Linked DNA regions of Homo sapiens: regions 2 and 3 are each linked to region 1. Evidence: read pairs that join two places in POLR2A ChIA-PET (ENCODE). Cell type or tissue: PC-9. All regions are shown on one strand.

Region 1 (8,000 bases):
AATCTCCCTTAGGAAATTCAAGGCTGTGCCTCAGCTTGGCCAGGACATGTAACTTCACACTTGCCCTTCAAGAAATAAAGTCTCACTGGGCACGGTGGCTCATGCCTATAATCCCAGCACTTTGGGAGGCCGAGGCGGGCGGATCATGAGGTCAGGAGACCGAGACAGAGGTGAAACTCCATCTCTACTAAAAATACAAAAAATTAGCCGGCTGTGTGGTGGGTGCCTGTAGTCCCAGCTACTCGGGAGGCTGAGGCAGGAGAATGGCGTGAACCCAGAAGGCAGAGCTTGCAGTGAGCCGAGATCGCACCATTGCACTCTAGCCTGGGCAACAGAGCAAGACTCCATCTCAAAAAAAAAAAAAAAAAAAAAGAAATAAAGTCTTTCCAGCCAGGAAGCAAATGAAGGTGAATGGTAGGATTACTAGGTCAAGTAGCTAAAACGTCCCTATTTCTATTAAAACAAAGAAAACTACAAAAAGGGTTCGATTTAAAGATGGTGTTTTGGACTAAACTGTGTCTTCCCCAAATTTATATGCTGAAGTCCTGACCCCAGTACTTCACCATGTGACTGTATTTGTTTTTGTTTTGTTTTTTTCAACACAGTCTCACTCTGTCACCCATGCTGGAGTGCAGTGGTGCGATCTTGGCTCGCTGCAACCTCTGCCTCTCGGGCTCAAGCGATTCTTGTGCCTCAGCCTCCTGAGTAGCTGGGACTACAGGCATGTGCCACCTACCCCCAGCTAATTTTTTTTGTAGTTCTAGTAGAGACAGGGTTTCACCATGTTGGCCAGGCTGGTCTTGAACTCCTGGCCTCAAATGATCCATCTGCCTCGGCCTCCCACAGTGCTGGGATTACAGGTGTGAGTCACCATGCCCGGCCACAGTGTGACTGTATTTGGACACAGAATCTTTAAAGGGTAATTAAGATAAAACAAGGTCATATTGATGAGCCTAATCCAACATGACTGGTATCCTCACAAGAAGAGATCAGGACGGAGACATGCATATGGGGAAGGCCATGTGAAGACACAGGGAGAGGAGGGTCACCTACAAGCCAAGCAGAGGCTTCAGAAAGAGCCAACCCTGCTGACACCTTGATCTTGAACTTCCAGCCTCCAGAACTGTGAGACAACGCATTTCTGTTGTTTATGCACCCCAGTCTGTGGTACTTTGTTATGGCACCCCTAGAAAACTAATACAGATGGCTAGTGTAATAAACTTAAAACTCAAATTTTACATGCAACTTTAAATATACCAGTTCCTTCTTATATAAAACTTCAGTAAGATTTCTTATTAAAAATGTTTAAACTGTGTTGTCTACTACAGTAATTTGCTAGTTTGATTTTATAAAGTATTCTCAAATTAAATGTGAAACTAACCATCAAAAATGTCATATTACACATTTCTGACACTAATACATCGTTTTAAGTTATATACTACGGGGGTCAGGAAGCTTTAAAACTAACCTACCATAAAATGCCATTTCTGTCGTTTAATATTTATGGCCTGTTAACAGAAACTTCTAAGTTAGTTCGGACATACTTTTATTAGGCTTAAAAATAGGCATCTAAAAATGCCACTAAATCTACTTTTAACAAATGAATTTTAAAACTTTCACTATAAATGAAGATGGAAGACTTTACAAAGCTGACAGAGGCACTTTATAATAAATAGGTAACTACACAAAAATATGAAATAACTGAACATCCTGCCCCTTAGGTGAGAAAGGTTAAGATGGAAGGTTTTTTTCCATGAGTGGAGTTAATTGAAAACACAATCCTTCTTTACGTTTCCTTTTTCCTAATACAGCTCACACACATTCTATTTATACTTTTAAAAGTACTTGTTTAATAAACTCAGAAAACTGTCGCTAGTCCTGCAGCATGACATAGGAGAATCGAAGCTCAAAACTTTTATCTTTAGCCCAGGAGTAAACTATTTCAATAATCATTTATTTAAAGGACTGAAAGTCAATTTCATCATCCTCCCTTTTAACATTGTTTCTTAGAATCTTGCTACTTGAGAAATACCTAAAGTAAAACTGAATAGAAGCAAAACAAAAATGTAACATTAAGGTCCTGACAAATCATTTTAGGGGATATTTAATGCAGAATTCCAAATTTTGTTTTTCATGGCACTCAATAAGACTTAAAAATTTTTATATTCATGTCTGGGCAAAAAGAGGTCTCACAGTTCTATATTATAGATATGAAAAGTACTTGTAATGCCTGTAATAAAAGTATTGTTAAAATATTTCTATTTACCTGGTAGATTGGTCACTAGCTGGCCTCTGATAAAATCATCTACTTCTTCTGGTTTTAGGTGGTACTGCCCATCTGGTTTTGCTTTTCTAGTTGCCATTCTAGCCAGGAGAATATTAGAACCTATTAAAAAAAAAAGTCATCCAAGAAATAGTCACAATTATTTTTTAAATTTCTCAACAAAGATCTCTTCATACAGGTTATCCATCAAGTTTCTAAAAACAATGAAAATAAATTTTGATTATTTCAAATAAGGTGTAGAATTTTGCTAAGTATTTAGATTATAACCAACAGAGTACCTGGACAGAGGTTTCTCTTTGCTCTAACGCAAGTGCCACTTCAGCATCTAACCAGAAGCAGGAATAGAGAAAGCAGTCCTGATTTTTTTTTTTTTTTTTTTTTTGGGGGATGGAGGCTCACTCTGTTGCCCAAGCTGGAGTGTAGTGGTTGTGATCTCAGCTCACTGCAAGTTCCGCCTCCTGGGCTCCAGCCATTCTCCTGCCTCAGCCTCCCGAGTAGCTGGGACTACAGGCGCCCACCACCATGCCCGGCTAATTTTTCTGTATTTTTACAGACGGGGTTTCACCATGTTAGCCAGGATGGTCTCGATCTCCTGACCTCATGATCCACCCGCCTCAGCCTCCCAAAGTGCTGGGACTACAGGAATGAGCCACCGTGCCCAATCAGCAGTCCTGATCTTCAGAGTGGGTGTCTGTAGGAATTGAAGGCCATGATCAAAGAGTAGTTCATGTTCCCAACCACAGGAGACAGAGGAGGTAGGGAAATGACAATAAAAAGTGCGCGACTGGACTGGGGAAACCAGAAAGCCCAAAGCAGCAGTGGGAACTGAGGGTAGAAGAGTCCTCAAAACACAGAGACAGGCAGTGAGGTTCACGGTGTAGGTGTGGGCAGGGGCCACAGAAGCAGTGGAGGAAAAGGGCACCAAGCCCTGAGAAGGGGCAGGGATCTGCAGAGCTCAGCTGCTAGGTGGGCTTCTCCGTGAATAATAAAATCTCCAAAGGGAAGACTTATATTGAGGACATATCTTGGTTTTATAGAAGACTTATATAAACAGAGATTCACGAACAGGGAAAGTTCTGGGAAGTCACACCAAAATGATAAAAGTAGTGAGTTCAGGGGAGGGGAAAGGCACTGAGGAGTGGAAATATAAAGTGGGACTTTGGCATTACATATGCTTGAACTTAAAAGAATGGATTCACATGATCACTTATAAATGAAAATTAAGGACAATTAAAAACAAAAAAATAAAATTGTGCCTGACAATGGAATATAGAATTCCTAAGTGAAATGTTACCAATGTCTGTGGGCCAACATCAGGGGGTAAAAGGTAGGCTAGCCAGTAGCTGTAGGAATGCTGGGAATGTATTAATCATACTTTTTATTTTCTGTATCTCGCAGTGTTTTGAAATCTTAAAAATCCTGCTGGCTGGGGAGAGACTGCCCTCCCAGGGCTGGCTAATTCCTAAAGACAGTAAACCTCTTACCTGGAAGCACACTTGTCATATGCAACCTAACCACCTCCTGCCCTAAATTGTCCCAGGGCCAGCTACCAGGCAACTAGGGACCACCCCTATAGCCCAGAGCCCACCAGAATTACTCAAACTAGCCACTCCTAAAGTGTTTCCTCAGCCCTGCCTTGCCTTTCTGAAAAAAACCCTAACAAAGGCTCTGGAGCCTAGGCGCTCCGTCTGCCACTCCTTCAGCTTCTGTCTCCTAACCACCCTGGTGCTTCCCCAGTAGTCCTGTGTAGCACGGTGTGCCCCTCCTCTCGGGAAATGGAAGTAACAAATTCTTCTTTCAATGGCATTAGCCTCTCTGCATCATCACTCAGTCATTAGTAAATTTCATGGGTACAAAGGAGACAGGGAACTTTGGAAGAAGAAGGGTTTTTGGATGAAGATGGAGGAATAATGGTTGAAAGTGACAATGGCAAGCTAAGACAGTTAACTTTACCTTCCAAGCCTGTGGTATACTGAGTATGGCAGGGACAAACTGGCTCTAGTAACAGAATGGCAAGAAAAGGGGTATCTTGCCAGAAGGTAATGAGTGGGTTAAGAAAGGAAGAGGTGACTCAGGGAAGCTTAAGTATGAAAGAGTTCCAGAGGACACGGCTGGAAGAATCAACAAAAAAGCAGGGTAAGTGCTGGGAGCAGCTGTGGAAACAAAGTACAAGGTTTAAAGACAGCATGGATGGAGATGGAGGAGAGACTGGACAGTTACTGAGAGCACTTGGAGTCAGGGTGACTTCTAGAACTGAGTGAAGACAGGAATAGCTCCATGTGCCGGGAGGCTGAAGTGCAGAGAGTAACAAGACTCAGACTTAACACGCAACTCTAAACCCATACCACCACCTAGCTTTAAATACGGTTTCCGTTCACTTTTGGGAAAAAAAAAACTGTTTACAAATGTTGAATGAAACCTTCCCAATTTTTTAAGAATAAGTAAGAAATATTCTAACTTATTTATTGCGAAGATTATCAACCATTTACTTATATTTCCAGCACTTATCTCGTGTGTCACACAATTGTAAGCAATGCTAAAAACGGTTTTACAAGTGAGAGGAAGCTAATAAAAAGAAAAACTCCATAAAATTAACTGATATTCAAGAATCTCAAAGCAACTCTTTTGAGTACAAGATAAGCTAGATACTAACCAATTCCAACAGAGGCAGCACATTTCGTCTGGTCTTTGATTTCCATACGAACAGCATTTGCAAATTCATCAGGAGTAAGTTTGGTCTCTGCAAGGATTTCGGTAATGTCTACCAGCGCTTCATCACAACTGACAGCTTCAATGTTATGAGTGTAGCTATCAACACAGAGCAAAGGCAACGAATCACAGCCACAGCCACCATCTGGTAGACCCAATGTTGCAAAATAGTCTTCTTATCCTCTCTTTTTTCTATTTCCTCACAAAGCATTTTAAATGAATTGGCTGAAGTACCATTTTAGTCACCCAACTTTTAACTGCAAAGTTAATTAGTGTGTTCTCTTTCTCCTTATTAACTACCAAAATACAGCATATTGGATAGGAAAATGTTTGAGGAGTAAAATAACCAACAAAAAAAATTTAAACACAAAAAAACAAAAACACAGCATAAATTATTATTTCAGTTTCTCTATACTGACAATACTTCTATAAACCTTTGAAGAGTTGAAAACCGGTGGGTGAATTTGAACTGTCAAAACATTTAATCTAATGGTTTATGAGAATCCTTTAAGGAACAGAAAAATTAGACAAATCAGTAATTGCTACTCTCCTAAAACCAAAATATCACAGTTAAATTCCACTCACTGTAGCAGGCCTAGAATACAGAAGGAAAAAGTGGCCAGTCATCCCAACTGCTTGTCTGAGAATAGTTATCTACACTCTCTGCATGTGGACATACTTTTTAAAAAATCATCTCATAGGATCTATCCACAAAAAGGATTTGTTTTAATTAGAGAAAAGAAAAAGGAAGACAAGAGTTGCTATGTGGCCCCCATGCTAATACGAGGACTAAGAAATCACAAAATAGAACTGGACCAGAAATGGGAGGAAACTTTCCCAAGAGGCCTCAGGATCAAAACTATGTCTTTCATAATCCACTTGGTAATGTAGACTAGGAGGGCGGTCCTCATCTCTCACCTACACCTTACTGTAGGTAGGTTACAATCAGATTAAGATCTCTATTAAAGAAATAATCTATTAAAGAAATAAGTATGTTTTGTTTAGGCTTAAAGTATGACATTTTTAAGAACAGAAGGGTATATCTGGTATGAGGTATTTTGCTTCAGAGTGAAAGCTGCCCTGAGACAGGGAGAATATGAAGCTGAGATAGGATTTCCCAAGGGTGGTAGAAGAACACTACTGTGGATATTTTTCCCCTAAGAATAGAAACATGCCACTGAAACTGTCTCCAGCCTTCTACTGGGACCGTGTGCATGTGACTGTGTAGGAGTATAGGTCACAGCTCTCTCTCACATCCTCATAACCTCAGGCACAGGCTGATGCTTGCTCTAGGGCTTCAATACCCAGGACACAGGAGCACCACAGTACTGACCTCAGTCACCCATCCCTATCTAGCCCTCGTTTGGATGCTACCACTGACTTCCTCCTTTCAAAGAGGATTTAAAGCACGTTCCACTTGACAATACCAACATTCCTGTATTTGGGATTTATTTATTTAGTTACCCAACTTATAACTGGAAAGTTAATTAGTGTGTTCTCTTTGTGTTAATAGAATAGCTATAATAAGTGTCTTATCATTCAGCACTCACTCCTACATAATGACGCCAGGAAATAATCAGTTCCTTCACATTTTCTCTCTCTCTCCTACTAAAGCAAGCTCCCACAAGGGCAAGGATTAGATATTCCCTTCTGGACTAGCAGCATCTAGCAGTCACCTGTACTTAGCAGATACTGGTGTTCAAATTAACGCATAAAAAGGAAGAGGCAGAGGTGAAAACAGAGGCAAGAAGTCTATCTCTTGGAACATTAATACTGCCCAGGAGTTGACAAACCTTGGCCTAACATCCAGTAAATGCATTTTTACTGGAACTACACCAAGCCCATTCATATACATTCCCCGTGGCTGCTTTCCATTCACAACGCAGAACTGAGAACTTCTGTTGAGTGACAGAAACTTTATCTGGCTCCCTTCAGAAAACTATGCTGACCCCTGGTTTACAGCATAATAGGCTGGTTATACTTTTAAGAAATTTGAGTCCTGAGTTAATATGGAATATATCTACACTTTTAAATATTTTTAAATACATCTACAATTTTAAATATTTTTAAAATTAATCACCTTTTCTCAAGCCAACTCATCAACCATTTTGAAACTATTATTAAAGACCCACTTTTATGAAAACTAACTTTTGGCATATCCAATGATTTTAAGAAGATAAAGGTTTTAAAGTGTCTCCACTTGTTATCAACCCATCAGTTCTAATTTTGAACAAAACTATAATTAAAATGAAATAAAAGAGAAAAACCAGGTTAAAAAATTCCATCCTTCATCTATCTGGCTCCATGGGAAGAAAACCAGAACCACAGACTAGAAGTAATATAAGCAAATAATCAGATCTTACATCAACCAAGGAAGCACATGAACAATTTTGGCAATACAAAACTATCCTTTGAGATTGAGCTACCTGGAAATTGCCCAAAGAAAGGTCTCAAACTGGGATGCTGAGGAGTGGTTCCTGGAAGATAAAATTCTAACAAAAGTGATCCTGACAATCCTAAAGAAAACTTGAACTGTCTTTACTATTAGCTAAAAGAAGGAAAACACAGACACAAAATGACAGTTTGATACACTGTACCTTGCCAATGTTTCATACAATGTTTGTGCGACTTCCTTATATGCATGAAAATCGTATGGAACAGCTTGAAGATTAGGACATAGTTGTTTAGCATGCCCAAAAAACATTCCGTTCTTAATGCCAAGTTGCCTAGAGCGAGAACAAAACACAATGGAGGTTATTCTAGGAAGTTTTCAACTCAAATATTTATCAAATATGTTGATATCTCCCCATGCCACTAATTTATAATTTCCACTTAACTCCATTCTCATTAGGGATTAAAGATAGGCATTAAAATTTACAGCCTTGTTTTCCCCCAAAAGTCACAACTGTCTGAATAGTGTAAATGACACATGTAGATGTGCCAACTATGTCATTAAAATACCAGGTTTGGCTCTTGTATCTGAAGCTTTCTCCTAAAACTCATACCT
Region 2 (8,000 bases), 220 kb before region 1:
TTCTGAAAAAAACTTTTTAAAAAACTAAAATTTTATTTTGTTTTTTTTTAATTGACACATAATAATTGTACATATTTATGGGGTACATAGTGACGTTTCAATATATATAAAGTATAGTGATCCGATCAGGGTAATTGGCATATCCATCATCTCAGACATTTACCATTTCTTCATGTTGGGAACATTCAACATCCTCCTCCTAGCTATTTGAAACTATGTGTTATTGTTAACTGTAGTTATCCTGCGGGGATATAGAACGCTAGAACGTATTCCTCCTATCTAAACGCATTTTCTTGTGTCACAGAATCAAGCCCTTGAAGTTGCCACAAGGACTTCCAGCAGAGGAGAACATGTCTAACACGTGCCTCAAAAGCACTGGGGAGTTAGTAGTGCAGTGGCATCTGAAACCTGTGGAGCAGAAAGCACATGAGTCCTAATGCCCCAGCAGCTTCCGATTGGAAAATGCAAATTGTTTTTATTTAAAGATGGTGAGAAAGTGTTTTCATTAAAATATGTTTTCAAAACCATTTTCAGGCCGGGCACGGTGGCTCACCTGTAATCCCAGCACTTTGGGAGGCCAAGGCGGGCAGATCACCTGAGGTCAAGAGTTCGAGACCAGCCTGACCAACATGGAGAAACCCCCATCTCTACTGAAAATACAGAATTAGCCAGGCATGGTGGCACATGCCTGTAACCCAGCTACTCGGGAGGCTGAAGCAGGAGAATCACTTGAACCCGGGAGGCAGAGGTTGCAGTGAGCTGAGATGGTGCCACTGTACTCCAGCCTGGGTGATAGGATGAGACTCCATCTCAGGGGAAAAAAAAAAATTTTTTTTTCACTGACTAAACCTGCTGCAGCTCTCTTTTACTACAGACTTGGAGATTTTAGTTTAATTTGGTTTAATTCTCTGTCCTTTCCCTTTCACTGTTTCACTCCAAAACATGTAAGAATGGCAATGTTTGAACATCTGCGTTTGGGTCTACTGCCACCTTAGCAAGCCTCATTAACCATTTTATAAAAATTGCGTTAGTATTGTTGTTGTTGTTTTTGAGACAGGGTCTTGCTCTGTCACCCAAGCTGGAATACAGTGGCATGATTTCAGTTCACTGCAGCCTCGACCTCCCAGGCTCAAGTGATCCTCCCACCTCAGCCTCCAGAGTAGCTAGGACTACAGGCAGTGTGCCACCACATCCAGCTAATTTTTTAAAGTTTTTTCATAGAGACAGGGACTCACTATGTTGTCCAAGCTGGTCTCAAACTCCTGGGTTCAAGCCATCCTCCCACCTCAGCCTCCCAAAATGCTGGGATTACAGGCATGAGCCACTGTACCCAGCCAAAATTGTTTTCTTTTTTAAGTGAATTCAACAATTTCTGTGAGTGGCTCTTTGCATGAACACTGTGCAAGGTGTTGGAGAAATCCAAAGCTGACCAAAACATGGTCCCCACCTTTTGGAGCTTACAGTCTGTTCTGGGGAACAGAGATTCAGCCAAAGTCAAGAAACACTGGATGCCAGCTAGATTATCTGTTCTGTGCTTTGGTGTCTATAAGTACATATGTGGATATGGGTTCATTTTATCCCTAAACTTAGTACCAAACCAGCATTTAATATCTAATTATAAATCTAATTTGGCCTAAACTTTATTATTGCACACTGCCTGAACAAAACCTATTTGTCTCTATGTAAATTTTTTCCTCATGGAACAAGGGTGTGAAATGAAAATATTTTAGGATTTATTCAAAAACAGACTATTCTGTTTTCAGCTTCAGAATTGTTCTTTGAATCCTAAGGAACCTCTGTCAACAGTTGAGGTTGCTGTTGAAAAGAAAGAAGAAGGAGGCGGAAATCTCTCAGGGAGAATTATTTCCTTTCTTTTCTATTTTAGATACCTGGAGGGGTGGGGAGAAGTAAGAATTGTAAGGGAGGTTCAGTAGTGGGGAATTCTGTGACAGCTGATTGAAGATGATGATGAAGAACCTCTGCATTCTAGTTACCCTTTGCTTCCCTTCACCTCTTGTAAAATTTGGCTTGGCAACAATGACATTGTCATGCTTATTGTCCCAATATCCATCCTGTCGTAGATCTTAATGTTTTTGATCGTTGCGTTAAAGTGGAAGTGCCACCCACAGTGAAACCAGATCCCATTAATAAATAAGCTTAAAGGCAACTGCAGTTTTAATTCCATAGTTATTGAATATCCAGTGTGTGTAAGGCCTGGAGGGGAGCCAAAGGACACTAACTTCTAAGAGCTCCGTCTAGTTGGAGAGAAACCTGTGTGCCACAACATACAGTGTCCTTGCTTATGTGGGGTCGAAGACATCTGTGAAAATAAAAGCAGCCTCTGCTAATTTAGCGCCATCTCTTTTACTGTGCTAATTTTTTTTTCTTTAGAGACAGGGTCTCACTCTGTCGCCCAGCCTGGAGGGCAGTGGTGTGATCGTAGCTCACTATTACCTCCAACTCTTGGGCTCAAGTGATCCTCCCACCTCAGCCTCCTGAGCAGCTAGGACTACAGATACATGCCACCGCTCCCGGCTAGTATTTTTTAAAATTTTTTGTAGAGCCAAGTGTTGCTATGTTGTCCACACTGATCTGGAGCTTCTAATCTCAAATGATTCTCCTGCCTCAGCCTCCCAAAGTGCTGGGAATACAGGTGTGAGCCACCATACCTGGCCTTACTGTACTAATATTAATATTGTGTAAATAGGGGAAAATACCATGGTTAATTTTTACTCAAACAGTAAGAAAGTTTGAGTAACTAATTTTAATCTCAACAGCCCATAGCTAGAAGAGGGGATCTAAATGTTAAGTTGAATATTTAGAAATAAAAGTGTCTACAAGAAGAAAAGTCTTTAGTGAAAATATGGGCATAGGCCAGCAGCATTAGCTTTCTATTGCTGCAGAACAAATTACCACAAACTTAGCTGCTTAAAACAACACACACTTATTGTCTCACAATGTTTGTGGGTCGGAAGTCTAGGCGTGGCTTAGCTGGGTAGTCTGTTTAGGATCTCAGTGCTGGAAAAACGTGTCTGGCCAGGTGCTCATTGTAGCTTTGACAGGGAAGGGATCTGCTCCCAAGCACTCTCAGGTTGTTGGCAGAATTTGTTTCCTTATGGCTGTAGGATTCATGGCAAGTTGCTTCTTCCAAAACCAGCATTGGAGACAGACTAGCAAGATGGGCACTACACTCTTAGATAATCAAATAAATGCAATCATGTGCCTCGTGTCACCTTTTTTGCATTCCATTCATTAAGAACAAGTTGCAGTTCCTACCTACACTCAAGGAAGGGAGGAATTACACAGAAGTGTGACCACAGGAGGCAGGGCTCATGGAGGCCTCCTTAAAGTCCCCCAGCCAAACCTGAAAAGTCAATCCTGGACCTTATCATAGTGGCTGTATAGTTTAGAAGGTTTCTTCAGATTGGCATTCCTTTGCCTCATATCATCACTTCAAAACCCTATAAGGGTTTGTTCCTCGGTCTTGACTTTGTGTCTTTGAGGATTGCTTTGTTTAGTGTCACCTGCCTTCTTTCAGGAGGTTTTGCCTGACATCTGGTGGTGACCGTGGCCACCAAGTCAACCCAAACACTACCTTTAAGGACGACTGCAGTTCTCTTAGGGTCTCCTCAATCTAAAATTGTACCTCTTTCAGGCCAAACACCTATTTTCTTCATTTTTTTTTTCTCATAAGAATGCTAGCTAGTATGCCTATTATCTAACTGGCACAGTTTCACCAAGGACAGTTTGGAACTACACAGGCCATTTTAGGGAGATTTTGACATGAACAAGATTGCTTCTTTGGGAGGTACCTTAAAATGAAAAGCAAAGAAACTTCCATGCGGAGATTGTCTTGTTTTTCTCAAAATGGGATAATTTTGCTTAACATAAGTAGTATCCCTTCCTTCCTTTCCATACTTTGAGAATTAATAAGGACTAGCTTTTTGATCACACAGCTTGATAAAATTTTCAAGGGTCCAAATTACTGTCTAAACCATTTGCCACTCTTTGTGTATATTTGTCAAAATCTGCTTTTCTATATCAAAACTTTTCTCTCAAGACCTGAGGGAATTAATTAATAAGGAATCCTTGGAACACTGGAAATTCTAAAATAAGAGTCAGATACAAAACACTGGTCACTAAAATTCTTACCTTTATGTATTAGAATGGCAATCAATGAACAAACTGAAAATGTCTTTGGATATTATTTCTGTTTATTTTTTGCCTCAAAATTATTAAATGACATGAAATAAGTGCTCAAGAAGAAAAATAAACAATTCTTCATTTCCTGTTCTCTAGTTTTCCGTATTACCTGGAAAAAAGAAAATTTGTTGGTCACTTTAAAGATAATATAAACAGCTGAACATGGTGCACACCCCGACTCCCCACCCCACTCCCATGCCTGTAATCCTAGCGCTTTGGGATGGCAAGATGGATCACTTGAGTCTAGGAGTTTGAGGCTGTGATGAACTATGATTGCACCACTGCACTCCAGCCTAGGCAACAGGGCGAGATCCTGTCTCAAAAAAGAAAAAAGAAAAACAGAGCGGTACAATTACTGTCTCCCAAAAGATTATTTCCATTATTCTAGATTCACCAGTCCTCCATACCTCTTTTCTTTTTATTATAAAGCTGAACAGGCACTAGGGTACTGATTGAACTAAGTGGAAATCACCAGGGGTCCATTGCTTATTTCGTAAGATCCAGTAGCCAAGACATACTCACCCCATCTGAGAACTATAGCAGTAGCAATAAAAGTGAAAACTTCAGTTGATTTAGTTCCAGGGTTTCCACTAAACTTGACAGCTTCCCATGCTGTGCTGTACAGGGTCTTCTACTGACAGTAAACTCGCAGGATTTTTCAGCTACTTACCTAGTCTCCCATGAATTTTGTTGCTTTGCTTTTACACATCACTGGCCTATATTACAACACTCTAAACTCAGCCACTTCCTTCACCCAAAAAAGCAACCGCCCATAATTGCTTACCCCTCTTAGGGAACGATCCATACCCTGCACAGACTTAGAGATTCCCTTGGAGAACTGATTTAATTGTGGTTTTAGATTATTCACACTTAAAAAGTGAAACTAAAAATTGCCAAGTACAGTCAGGCGTGGTGGCTCATGCCTGTAATCCCAGCAACTTGGGAGGCTGAGGTGGGGGGATGGCTTGAGGCCAGGAGTTTGAGACCAGCCTGGGCAACATAGTGAGACCCCATGTCTAAAACAACAAAACAAAAAATTTTAACTTAGCTGGGTGTGGTAGCACATGCCTGTAGTCCCAGCTGCTGAGGAGACTGAGGTGGGAGGATTGCTTCAGCCTGGGATTTCAAGGCTGCAGTGAGCTATGATTGTGCCACTGCACTACAGCCTGGGCGACAGACTCCCCTGGGGTGGGGCGGGGGGGAATGCTATGTAGACTATCATCATAGTCAAAGCTTTTCTCAGAAATCGTATTCATTTAGTTTGGCTAAATTAATTGCCCCCTCCCAGATCTGCCAAGTTACAAAAGTAAATATTTATATTGATACAATAGGAGGTATTTGATGTGGGGGTAGTGTATGACTTTGCAATGCTTTAGAAACAACAACAAAAATCACCTGACCACTACAGGAACCCCTGTAGAATTGACAATGAATTAAAGAGCCTTGACATGCTTTGCTGTTATGGAAGGAGATGGCCATAAGAAAAATGGAAATTAGCAAAACTATTTTGTGATATTACCCACAATAGCAGAGAAGAATTGGCAAAAGTATTGAACCAAGATTGATAGGGTAATTTAAGCATATTGCTGAGGATGTTTTGAATGTGTGTCCCACCTGCCAGTGACATAATCCTGACAAGATCGTTATAACAGGACCTAGGAATCTTGAGGCCCATTGAACACCTTGATTTTCTATCAGCTAGCCAAGGAGGACTTGATACTATCACAAACATTTCTTGCTGTACTTACACACTACAGGGCAAGCAAAACAGAAAATATTAAGATAAACAAAAAAGCCACCTGACTCCCTAAAAGACCCATCTGGATTCTGGGACATGTTTCTTCACCTGGGTTTTATAATCTGGTATCCCAGCATTAAGACCCGTTATAAGACTCATCATCCTTTTGTTTCTGGTAATGGCCTGTTACAGTTGGTTGATGTACACTGTCCAAAATCTGGAATGCTGCTCTGTACCCACTGTCAAGTCAAAGGTCTCAACAGCTCATCCTGCAACAGGAGAAGGGATTAGCTCTAGCCCAACTACAGACCATGCTTCCGGGACATCCTCCTGGTCTTGACAGTGGTGAAAATCTGGATGTCATGAATTCTGTGGCCTGACTTCACCTGCCCTTGACTAAAGAGGGGGATTGAGGAAAAGAAAAAGCAACTTCTGACAGCCAGGAACTGGCCTGGAACTCTCAGGCCTTGGTGTTTCCAGGAGCTGGCCTGGCCTCACAGGTGGTGTTCTTCTGTTGAACATAAGGAATTTCACAGAACATCAACATCAGATAAAGCTGCACTGAATGTAATGGATCATGGCAAAAACAAGACCACTCTAGAGTCATGTCTGAGCACAGACCAAAACATGAATGTGATTCAAGTCACAAAAATAACCAAGCATCCACCTATTCTGGCTAATGTGGGTCACTGCAGCTTTGCCAATCACAGCTTGAGCTTCATTTCATTTCTCCCTCCTTCTAGGTAACATTGATTAAGATACCAATCACAGAATCATCTTTCTCCTGACAGCATCCAATCCAGAGCAAAACCTACTTTTTGAAACACTCACCAAAATAACCTGATAAAAGCCCAGATCCTTTCCAAACCCCTCTTCCTGGACTGCTCCACATGGGGACATGGGGTGGTTCTCCTCACTGCAGTGAGCACAGGCCTTCACTTCTCAGTGGACCCGACCAGGCCTGTTTGTCACATCCCTGCTGGAGTGCCTCATGCAGGTCTGTTTGCCCACTCTGTCCCCTGTCTAGGCTCCCAGCAATTATCCCTCATGGTCTCCTCCTGATTAATGGGCCCTGCCCCACCACACTTTTTCCACCCCATCCCTGGCTTTCCTTCTGCCAGCACAGCCTTCTCTACTGTTGCCCCAGCTGTTCTCAGACATTTTCTCACTCCCACCGTGGTGGTAAGACTTACCACCTCTGCTCCAGAGTCTCAGGCCACTGTGTCCTCTTCACCATCCATCCGACCCCTACCATGTGCTTCCTCATCTTGGCCACCAGGGTCTTCTTGGTCATCAGACCCTACTTCTTTTTTTATTATTATTTTTAATTATTATGGATACATAATAGCTGTATAAATGTATGGGATACATGTGATGTTTTGATACAGGCACATAGTGTGTAATAATTGTATCCAGGTAATTGGTGTATTCACCACCTCGAGCATTTATTATTTCTGTTAGAAACATTCCAATTCAATTTTCAGTTATTTTTAATTATACAAGAAAAATTTGGGAGGCTGAGGTGGCAGGATCACTTGAGGCCAGGTGTTCAAAACCAGCCTGGGCAACATAGCAAGACCCCGTCTTTACAAAAAAAATTTTAAAAATGAGCTGGGTGAGGTGGTGCACACCTGTAGTCCTAGCTACTCAGGAGACTGAGGCAGGAAGATCACCTGAGCTCAGAATTTGAGGCTGCAGTGAGCTATGATTGTGCCACTGCACTCTGGCATGAGCAACAGAGTAAGACACTATCTCTAAAAAATAAAAAATATGTATATAATAAATTATTGTTGACTATGGTCACCCTGTTATGCTAATACTAGATCTTATTCACTCTATATTTTTGCACTCATTAACCATCTATACTTTTTCCCCCATCCCCACTACCCTTCCCAGTCTCTGGTAACCATTATTCTACTATCTCTATGATCTCAATTGTTTTAATTTTTGCATATGAGTGAGAACAAGCAAAATTTGTCTTTTTGTGCCTGGGTTATTTCACTTAACCTAATATCCTACAGTTCCATCTATATTGTTGCAAAAGTTGGGATTCCATTTT
Region 3 (8,000 bases), 1.4 Mb after region 1:
TAACAATTTTAAATACTTATAATATGTCAGAAGCTGTGCTAAGCCATTTACAAGCCAGGTCTCATTTAGGCCTCACCATAACCTTATGAAGTTGGCAATATTATTCCCCCTATTACACAACTAAGGAAACGGAAGTTCAAAGAGCTTAAGGGGCTTGCCTGGGGTCACACAGCTTGCATGGGACAGAGTTTGTATCCAAGTCTAAGTGTGGAAGCCAAACTCTAAGTGGCTTGATTAAATTGTCTCAGATTCTAAAATGCATGTGCACTGGAGCTGGTTCAAGAAACCATCCAAGCCCAAAGCAGAGCTAAGGGGTGTCTCTCTCTTGGTCTTTTGATGACTGTCCTCATGTCCTCACCCTGTACACAGCCATTTCTGCTTCCTTATAACTTTGACTCACAAAGGCTTGCCCTGGCCCCCACATCAGCCCCACTGCACCCTTATAATTGGAAGCTTACTGCTAATAAGCCCTATTCCAAATTCCTGTGAAAAGAACCTTCGCAGCCCAGCTCATCCTTTCAGGCCAGGATCACAGTTCAGAGTCCTCTGGCCAACCAGCCTTAAGGTGCCCCGATCCAGTGAGCAACACCAAGGTGGGTCCCATGGAGCAGAACATCGCCACTGCCGCAACAGGGGCCAGGGAAGGGTGGATGTCCCTGGAAGGAGAAGGGATGAGTGGCCAGAGAAGGCAAAGACCAGGGTCTCTAGCACACGCCAACAGGGCAGAGCATTTCTCATAAGGGCCTCCTCCCAAATCCAGTCTGCTCCTGCAGAAGTGGGGACTGAGAACCTACATGGTCTATTGATGACCAGACGGCTGATGGTTAGGAATGAGGACTATAGTGGACTGGTCAAAATTTATCAACATCTGTCCTTGTCCCAACCTCAACAACCACATTTCTATTGATGTCTTTTCTCTAACCACTCAAATCTAAAACTTCAGTTCTCCTCATTCTCTTCCTTCCTGGGCCTCCAAGACTAATCACCTTTTGGTTTGTTTGTTTTTCAATTCTCCCTAATAAATAGCTCTAGAATTCACTCTAGGTTTCCATTTCTGTATCTGTCAACTGAGTCCAGGCCCATATCTCAGGTTGCATCCATTGAACAAAAAATAGCAACACAGCGATCACAGCAATTCTGTAAGGAAGAACTACTATTATCCCCTTGTGACAGATAAGAAAACTGAGGCCAAGAGAAGCTAAGGGGCTTGTTTTAAGTCACATGGATCAGAAGTAGTGGACAAGGATTCAGACCCCTGCAGATATTCCTCTGCTCTTAAGCTCTCAGAGCCCTGCTGTGTGCCTGATGCTAGGAATCATGGATAATGCAGACAGGGGTCCTGCTCTCCCACCGCTGACAGCCTAGTACACAAAACAGGCCATACCCAAAGAGACAGAGAGATAAAGGTCTCATTACAAATGGCACAGGAAAGAGAACCAAGCATACCTGCTTGCGAGGTGGCCCCTGACTGGCATCTGGGAACCTGGCTCCCAGCACACTCCGAGTCAACAGCTAGCTGATGAGCTGACTCCTTATGCCTAGCTATGAAAACAATATGGTCTAGGCTGAACACTGCCTTTCTTCTAGGGGTGTGAAATTTGGCATGTGCTAGGCAGAGGATGCCTAGATAAACAGTCCCCAAGAAAAACTTTGGGTGCTGAGTCTCCACTGGGCTCCCCTGGGCAGAATCCTCACACATGTGCTGCTGCATTTTCACTGCTGGGGGAGGAGCGTGCATTGTGGGACCCTGCCATGGGAGGGAGAGCATCGGGAAACCATCCATGTGTTCTCCAGACTCTGCTTCTTTTCCCTTGTGATCCAGCTGTAGATCTTTGTTACGTCACTGTCATCAATCTTAGCTGTTAACACAACTATACGCCAAGTCCTGTGCATCCTTCCAGCAGATCTCAAATGTAGGGATGGTCTTGGGGATCCTCAACACTCCAACCATGGTAAATGCCACGAAGGAAGAGCACAAGTGATGTAAGGAAGACAGCAGGGGCCTCGTTAGCATGGGGGGTCCAGAAGAACCCTCTGTGGGAGTTCTATGTCAGCCAGTCCTAACGATAACGAGAAGTTCACGGGAACAAGAGCAGGAGGCACATGCTCCCGACAGAGGAAAAGCATGATCAAGAACATGATGGCCCAGTACGTGGCTCCCTAGAGAGCTGAACTACCTCCAGCCAGTGACATCCCTGAAAGCTGGGAGGTCCTTTGATGTCAGAGCTGCAGACAGATGCTGCTCCAAGGGCCTCGGGCCAGGGCCAGGAGTTGAACTTTATGCTACTCCCACTGGAGAGCTATAGAAGGTGTTTGCATGTAGGGAACATGATCCATGCACCTTTTTCAAGGCCCATTCTAGCTGCTATGTGGAAGATGGATTAGAGGGAAAGAGGCAGAAGCCAGGGAGCAGTCGGAGCCCACTCACAATCAAGGGGTACACAAGGCTATACATGGGTGATAGCTGCACTAGAGGATGGGATTTCAGGGGCAAAAAGGTTCAGACAGCAGCCTCCAAGTTGTCTCCCGCCCCCCGCCCCCCTCCAGTGCTCAGCCCATTTGACCCCTAGTCTGCCTGGGAACCCAAGGCTATGGCTCCCACCTAGAGACACAGCCCTACAGCTCCCACGGCCCTGGCGGAGCTTGTCTGTGTAACACAGCAGCCTGAGATGATGTTCTCAGTCTCCGGCGCCCGCGGGATATAAGGTTGCCAGCTGTCCTTCTGCAGAGATATTCTCCTTTAGTTTGACATTTTGTTCTTCGTGTGTTTTTTCTGAAGGGTGTTAAGATTTCTCCTCTTTTATGACAGCAGGCTGATAGTTGATGGGGGTTCGCTGTGTGTCTCATGGAAAAATTAAGTTGGCAACCATGTTCGTTCCTCTCCACCTTAGCTCTACTTCTCTAAAAAAAAATAATGCCATGCACAGTGGTTCACGCCCATAATCCCAGCACACTGGAAGGTCCAGGTGGGAGGATTGCTTGAGGCCAGGAGTTCAAGATGACCCTGGGCAACATAGCAAGACCCTATTTCTACAAAAAATTAAAAATTAGCTGACTGTGGTGTCATGAGCCTGTAGTCCCAGCTATTCAGGAGGCTGAGGCAGGAGGATCGCTGGAGCCCAGGAGATGAAGGCTGCAGTGAGCTATGATCACGCCCTGTACTCCAGCCTGGGCAACAGAGCAAGACCTTGTGTCAAAAAAAAAAAAAAATCAGTGATTTGTGAAATCCAGAGGTCTGGTGACCACTTAATTGGGGGCAGAGTCCAAACTCCTTCCTCTGGCATGAGGCTCTCTACAATTTTGCCTGCACCTGCCTTGACCTTTCCAGCCTTCTCTCTCACCATTCCCCCACCCTCTGCTCCTGCCAATGGACAGAGTCTCTTGGCTTTTCACCCCATCTTTCCCCTAGGCCAGGCCTGTCCTTTCCTGGTTGCCTCAGCCTACAGCAATCTCTCCCTCTCAACTGCCTCCTCTCAATCAACTCCTTTCTCCTTGGACAGTGCTTTCATTGGGCCAGTTTGCCCTTTCCTGCATTTCTGCCTGTGTTCCAAACCCTACCTTCTGGGAGGCTGGCATTGCCCAGTCTCTACAACGCCCTCTTCCCACACAGCCTGGCAAGGTGGATCTACGAGAAGGTGCTCCCCTCCACCTCTCTCTGCAGCCTCCCCTCGAGCTGAGCTGATGATGTCCAGGTTGTGGTTGTCTCACCAGCAATGAGAGCCAGGAGAGGAAATGAGTTTCAAGGTTTGAAAGGCCACATTCACAATCATTAAGAGGGGAAGTAAGCAAGAATCACTCCCCTGTGTTATCCGGTTGCACAATCCTAGAACAAAGAGGCCACTGATAGGAATTACAGGAAAGTCGGTGCACAGCTAATGCAGAGAGAATTCGGTTTGCAAACTCCACCTGTCAGGATGGAGGCCTCGGAACATGGTTAGATGATTCTAGGGCAGTAGAAATAGTTCTCTGACATAATTGTAGTTATGCAAGCTATAATAATGATACACTTCCTTAAAAACTTGGATTTTAGAATATAAATAGATTGCTTTCAGGGGATTAGAAAAGCTCTTCCCACAAAGGCTTACCTGCTTCCCCAGCAAAGCATATCTTGGGAGCTTCATTTTTCTCAAGTGCCAATGTCATCATCCCAAGTAAAACATTTTTTAAAAAATAGGTAAAAATAAATCTTCAACCTATCAACAGGCCAGCCACGTACTCAGCACTGGGTTATAGGCTGTCCAAAATACAAGTTTAGCTTTAGTTGGGGATATATGAAAAAAACGATAAACAATGTAAAACTGAATATTCTTGAAATCTGCAAAACTGATGACGAAGGCCTTGTGCCATGTGTAACTCAATGTCCTTTACACGAGGACTTAGTGGTAAATTCTGCTTAAAATGTAAAGTCAAGGAAAACGTTTTCTAAAACAATAAGCAGACCGGGCACGGTGGCTCATGCCTGTAATCCCAACACTTTGGGAGGCCAAGGTGGGAGGTTCACTTGAACCCAGGATTTTGCGACCCCCTTGGGCAACATAGTGAGACCTGGTCTCTACTAAAAACCGAATAACAATAATAATAAGTAAAGCTTTCCCAAATGAGGAGTGCCTGCAGCCGCCGGCTCTACGGCCCATGGGCAATACGCTGCAGGCTGCCCGGCCCCAGCCTGATGCTGCATCAGCCTCCCCAGGGTCAGCTGCCCTCACCTACTTGCCTGTCTCCACCCAGCCGCCAGGGTTCCAGCAGCTGCTGCCTCCCCCTCTCCTGTGGGACTGAATGATTCTGGCTTCTCCTTTGCCTGGATCTGTCTTTGCCCCCTTTACCCTTCTTTGAGTGTCTCACAGCCTGGGTAGGGGAGCACCTCTCTCCTTCTCCCTCCCCAGTCCCCAGCTCCCAGTCACCACTGAGGCAAAGCCTGGGGCCTCTCTTGCCCAAGAAGGGAGAACTACAGTGTTGATCTATCTCAGTCTGTCAGGGGCACAGAGAAAAGTGTTATGTTAGACTCCCTCAGTTGTCCAAACAGCCTGCCCCTCCCTCCGTTCCTCCCTTCCTTCCTTCCTTCCTTCTTTCCTTCTTTCTTTCCTTTCTTGTTTTAAGTTACCACTTTATTATGTAAATAAAACTCAAACAGAAAACTGCGCAAAATGAACATGCAGCTGAATGGATTAGGGTAGGGTGAACCCCTGTAACCAACTCTCCCTGCTCTCCCCGCCTACCTCCCACCTCAGGAAAAGCAACTCCATTCACCCAGTGCTGTGTCTAGAATCACTGGCCTCCTCTCAGTTCGCTTTCTCCTTCAAACCCACAGCCATCCAGACCTGTTGATTCTGTCTTCCCAGGCTCTCCCCGTCCGAGTGCTGAGCCTGGATGGGGCCAGCCCCAGTCTCTCCCCACTGTCCTTTCTGTTGCAAGAGGCCTCTGAGCCCTGCAAGCCCCCAGCTCAGCCATGGGAGGTTGTAAGAGATGGGGGTGGGGACAGTGGGGAGCCTTGGGCACAGTCAGGGGCAGTGGCTGCAGAGAGGCCTCTCCCTGGCTCCAGCTCCCATAGGATAGACCCATGGGGGCCTCAGAGTCATCAACACCACCTTTGTCTTCCTCTCCTTGTTGGGGGGTGGGAGTGGCTTCCTGCCTCCCCACCCTGATTGCCATGCTGGCTCCCCTCTCACCAGAGTAATCAATCCCGGCATTCGACCCCTCTGTTGTAGAGGCACTTACTCACCCCTTCTCCACAGCCCTCACCCCTCCCTGCAACAGCCTCCTTGCAGGCCTCCAGAGCTGCTCCGCTCTTCCCTCCCAAACATGACTGACCACACGTCTGGTGTGACTAGAACAATATAACTGGCACACCGTCCCTGCGTACTTACACACAGACGCCTCATTCTCAAAATTATCCTGGGTGGGATAGTAAATTATGAGGACTTCCTACCCCACACTTCATTCTCGCCACAGTGGCCTTCAAAAACACAAAGCAGATCTCATCATTCTCCTGCTCAGAATCCTCTAAAACATGCCCATTAAGATGGCTAGTATTAAAAAAAAAAGAAGGCAATAACAAGCACTGGCAAAGGCGTGGAGCAATGGGAACCCTTGTGTATTGTTGGTGGAAGTGTAAAATGATGCTGCCGCTATGGAAAACAGTACGGCGGCTCCCCTCAAAATTAAAATGGAATTGTCATATTACCCAGCAATCTCACTTCTGGGTAGGCAGCCAAAAGAACTGAAGCCAGGTGCAGTGGCTCACGCCTGTAATCCCAGCACTTTGGGAGGCTGAGGTGGGTGGGATCACTTGAGGTCAGGAGTTTGAGACCAGCCTTGCCAACGTGGTGAAACCCATCTTTACTAAAAATACAAAAATTAGCTGGGCACAGTGGCTCGCGCCTGTAATCCCAGCACTTTGGGAAGCCAAGGTGGGCAGATCACTTGAGGACAGTAGTTTGAGACCAGCCTGGCTAACACGGTGAAATCCCATCTCTACTAAAAATACAAAAATTAATCGGCATGGTGGTGGATGCCTGTAATTCCAGCTACTCAGGAGGCTGAGGTACGAGAATTGCTTGAACCCGGGAGGTGGAGGTTGCAGTTAGCCGAGATCGTGCCACTGCACTCCAGCCTGGGCGACAGAGAGACTCTTGTCCCCCACCCAAAAAAAAAGAATAGTTAAAATGGTGGCCAGGCGCAGTGGCTTAAGCCTGTAATCCCAGCACTTTGGGAGGCCGAGGCGGGAGGATCATGAGGTCAGGAGATTGAGACCATCCTGGCTAACACAGTGAAACCCCGTCTCTACTGAAAATACAAAAAAATTAGCCGGCCGTGGTGGCAGTCGCCTGTAGTCCCAGCTACTCAGGAGGCTGAGGCAGGAGAATGGCGTGAACCCAGGAGGCGGAGCTTGCAGTGGGCTGAGATCGTGCCACTGCACTCCAGCCTGGGCGACAGAGTGAGACTCCATCAAAAAAAAAAAAAAAATGGTATACAAATCTTGGATGATATTCCATTGTATGGGCCACATTGCATAGACCACATTTTGTTCAACCACTCTTTTGCTGATGGACACTTGAGAGGGGACTCCCCTCTTGGCTGTTGTGAATAACATTCCTATCTCAAATACCTAAGAAAACAAGAGTGTCAAGTCCTGCAGCTGAAAGTGCCCTCCCACGTGAGTATATGTCTCCTCCCAAGCATGACTCTTGGAAAGGAGGGAGTGAGCAAGAATGAGGCCTGGGGAAGAAGGGGTCTGGGACGGACACCAGGAAAGGATGGAAGGTTCTGGATCTCAAGGAACCCACAGTGGCTCTCTGGAAAGATGGCCAAGTTGAACTTTGTCCCATTCCTGGCTGAGTTCTCCCACTTTCCCACTCTCACCCTATGAGAGCTGATTCGAGAACAATAGGTTTTGATCAACACCTGACTGACATCTACGAATGTGGTTTTTTAGGGTCAACATCTCCCGGATGTAACAACTAATTTGGAACATAAAGAAAATGAGAGAGAAACCCTTGTCCAACATGTTATTGAATCATGCATTGTTTGCTTCAGATTCAGAGTTGGAAACAATCTGACTACCAGAAACCAAAAAGCAGATTAAAAAGGAATAACACTAATCAACATTGTTAAGCTTCTATCACGTGCCAGTCACTTCATATGCACTTTCTCTCAATTGCACAAAAAGCCTTGCAAGGTGAGTATTACTGACACTGCATTACAGATGAGAAAACTGGGGCTCAGGGGGTTCATGAGCTCGCCCGAGTCTGACCCCAGAGCCTGTTCTCCTGGCTGTATATCATCTGCAGTTTCAGGGTCAAAGGCCGTTCTATTAAATCATCTGCACAGCCCGTTTTCGTACTTCAGATGAATAACCCTTTGGTTGATTTATAACTTTTAAAGTGTGACTAGTCAGTCATAATGGCTGACCAGAGCAACTTAGGCATGGTTTATGAGCAGAAATGGTATTACGAACAGAAAAGGTATATATTGTCTACTATATGCAGAGTCCAGGCTACAAA

What was found. ChIA-PET counts read pairs that join two places held together with the same protein. Peaks named below come from ENCODE experiments on the same cell type or tissue, not always from the same donor. Only the 100,000 strongest peaks of a DNase experiment are listed, where the experiment ranks them.
Region 2: POLR2A ChIA-PET joins it to region 1 with 5 read pairs; 3 of 35 experiments call an interaction of 5 or more read pairs at or near these places.
Region 3: POLR2A ChIA-PET joins it to region 1 with 7 read pairs; 1 of 35 experiments calls an interaction of 5 or more read pairs at or near these places.

What each region holds. Positions count from the first base shown.
Region 1 is chr2:99,416,562-99,424,561 of GRCh38, forward strand. REV1 (REV1 DNA directed polymerase) reads right to left here. Exons shown (of 23, transcript NM_016316.4): 10 at 7,591-7,719; 11 at 4,938-5,092; 12 at 2,267-2,386. Among named protein-coding and RNA genes, the nearest start is that of REV1, 69 kb to the right of the region's middle. RefSeq lists silencers at 6,165-6,214, 6,265-6,334. In PC-9, no CTCF peak of the experiment used is centred here; a DNase peak (open chromatin) is centred at 3,660.
Region 2 is chr2:99,195,269-99,203,268 of GRCh38, forward strand. It overlaps MRPL30 (mitochondrial ribosomal protein L30), which reads left to right. Exons shown (of 6, transcript NM_145212.4): 6 at 305-4,293. The coding sequence ends at 437. Among named protein-coding and RNA genes, the nearest start is that of MRPL30, 18 kb to the left of the region's middle. In PC-9, no CTCF peak of the experiment used is centred here; a DNase peak (open chromatin) is centred at 3,033; H3K27ac peaks cover 464 bases.
Region 3 is chr2:100,777,060-100,785,059 of GRCh38, forward strand. No RefSeq gene overlaps it. Among named protein-coding and RNA genes, the nearest start is that of NPAS2, 39 kb to the right of the region's middle. In PC-9, no CTCF peak of the experiment used is centred here; DNase peaks (open chromatin) are centred at 3,842 and 7,092; H3K4me3 peaks cover 439 bases; H3K27ac peaks cover 3,859 bases.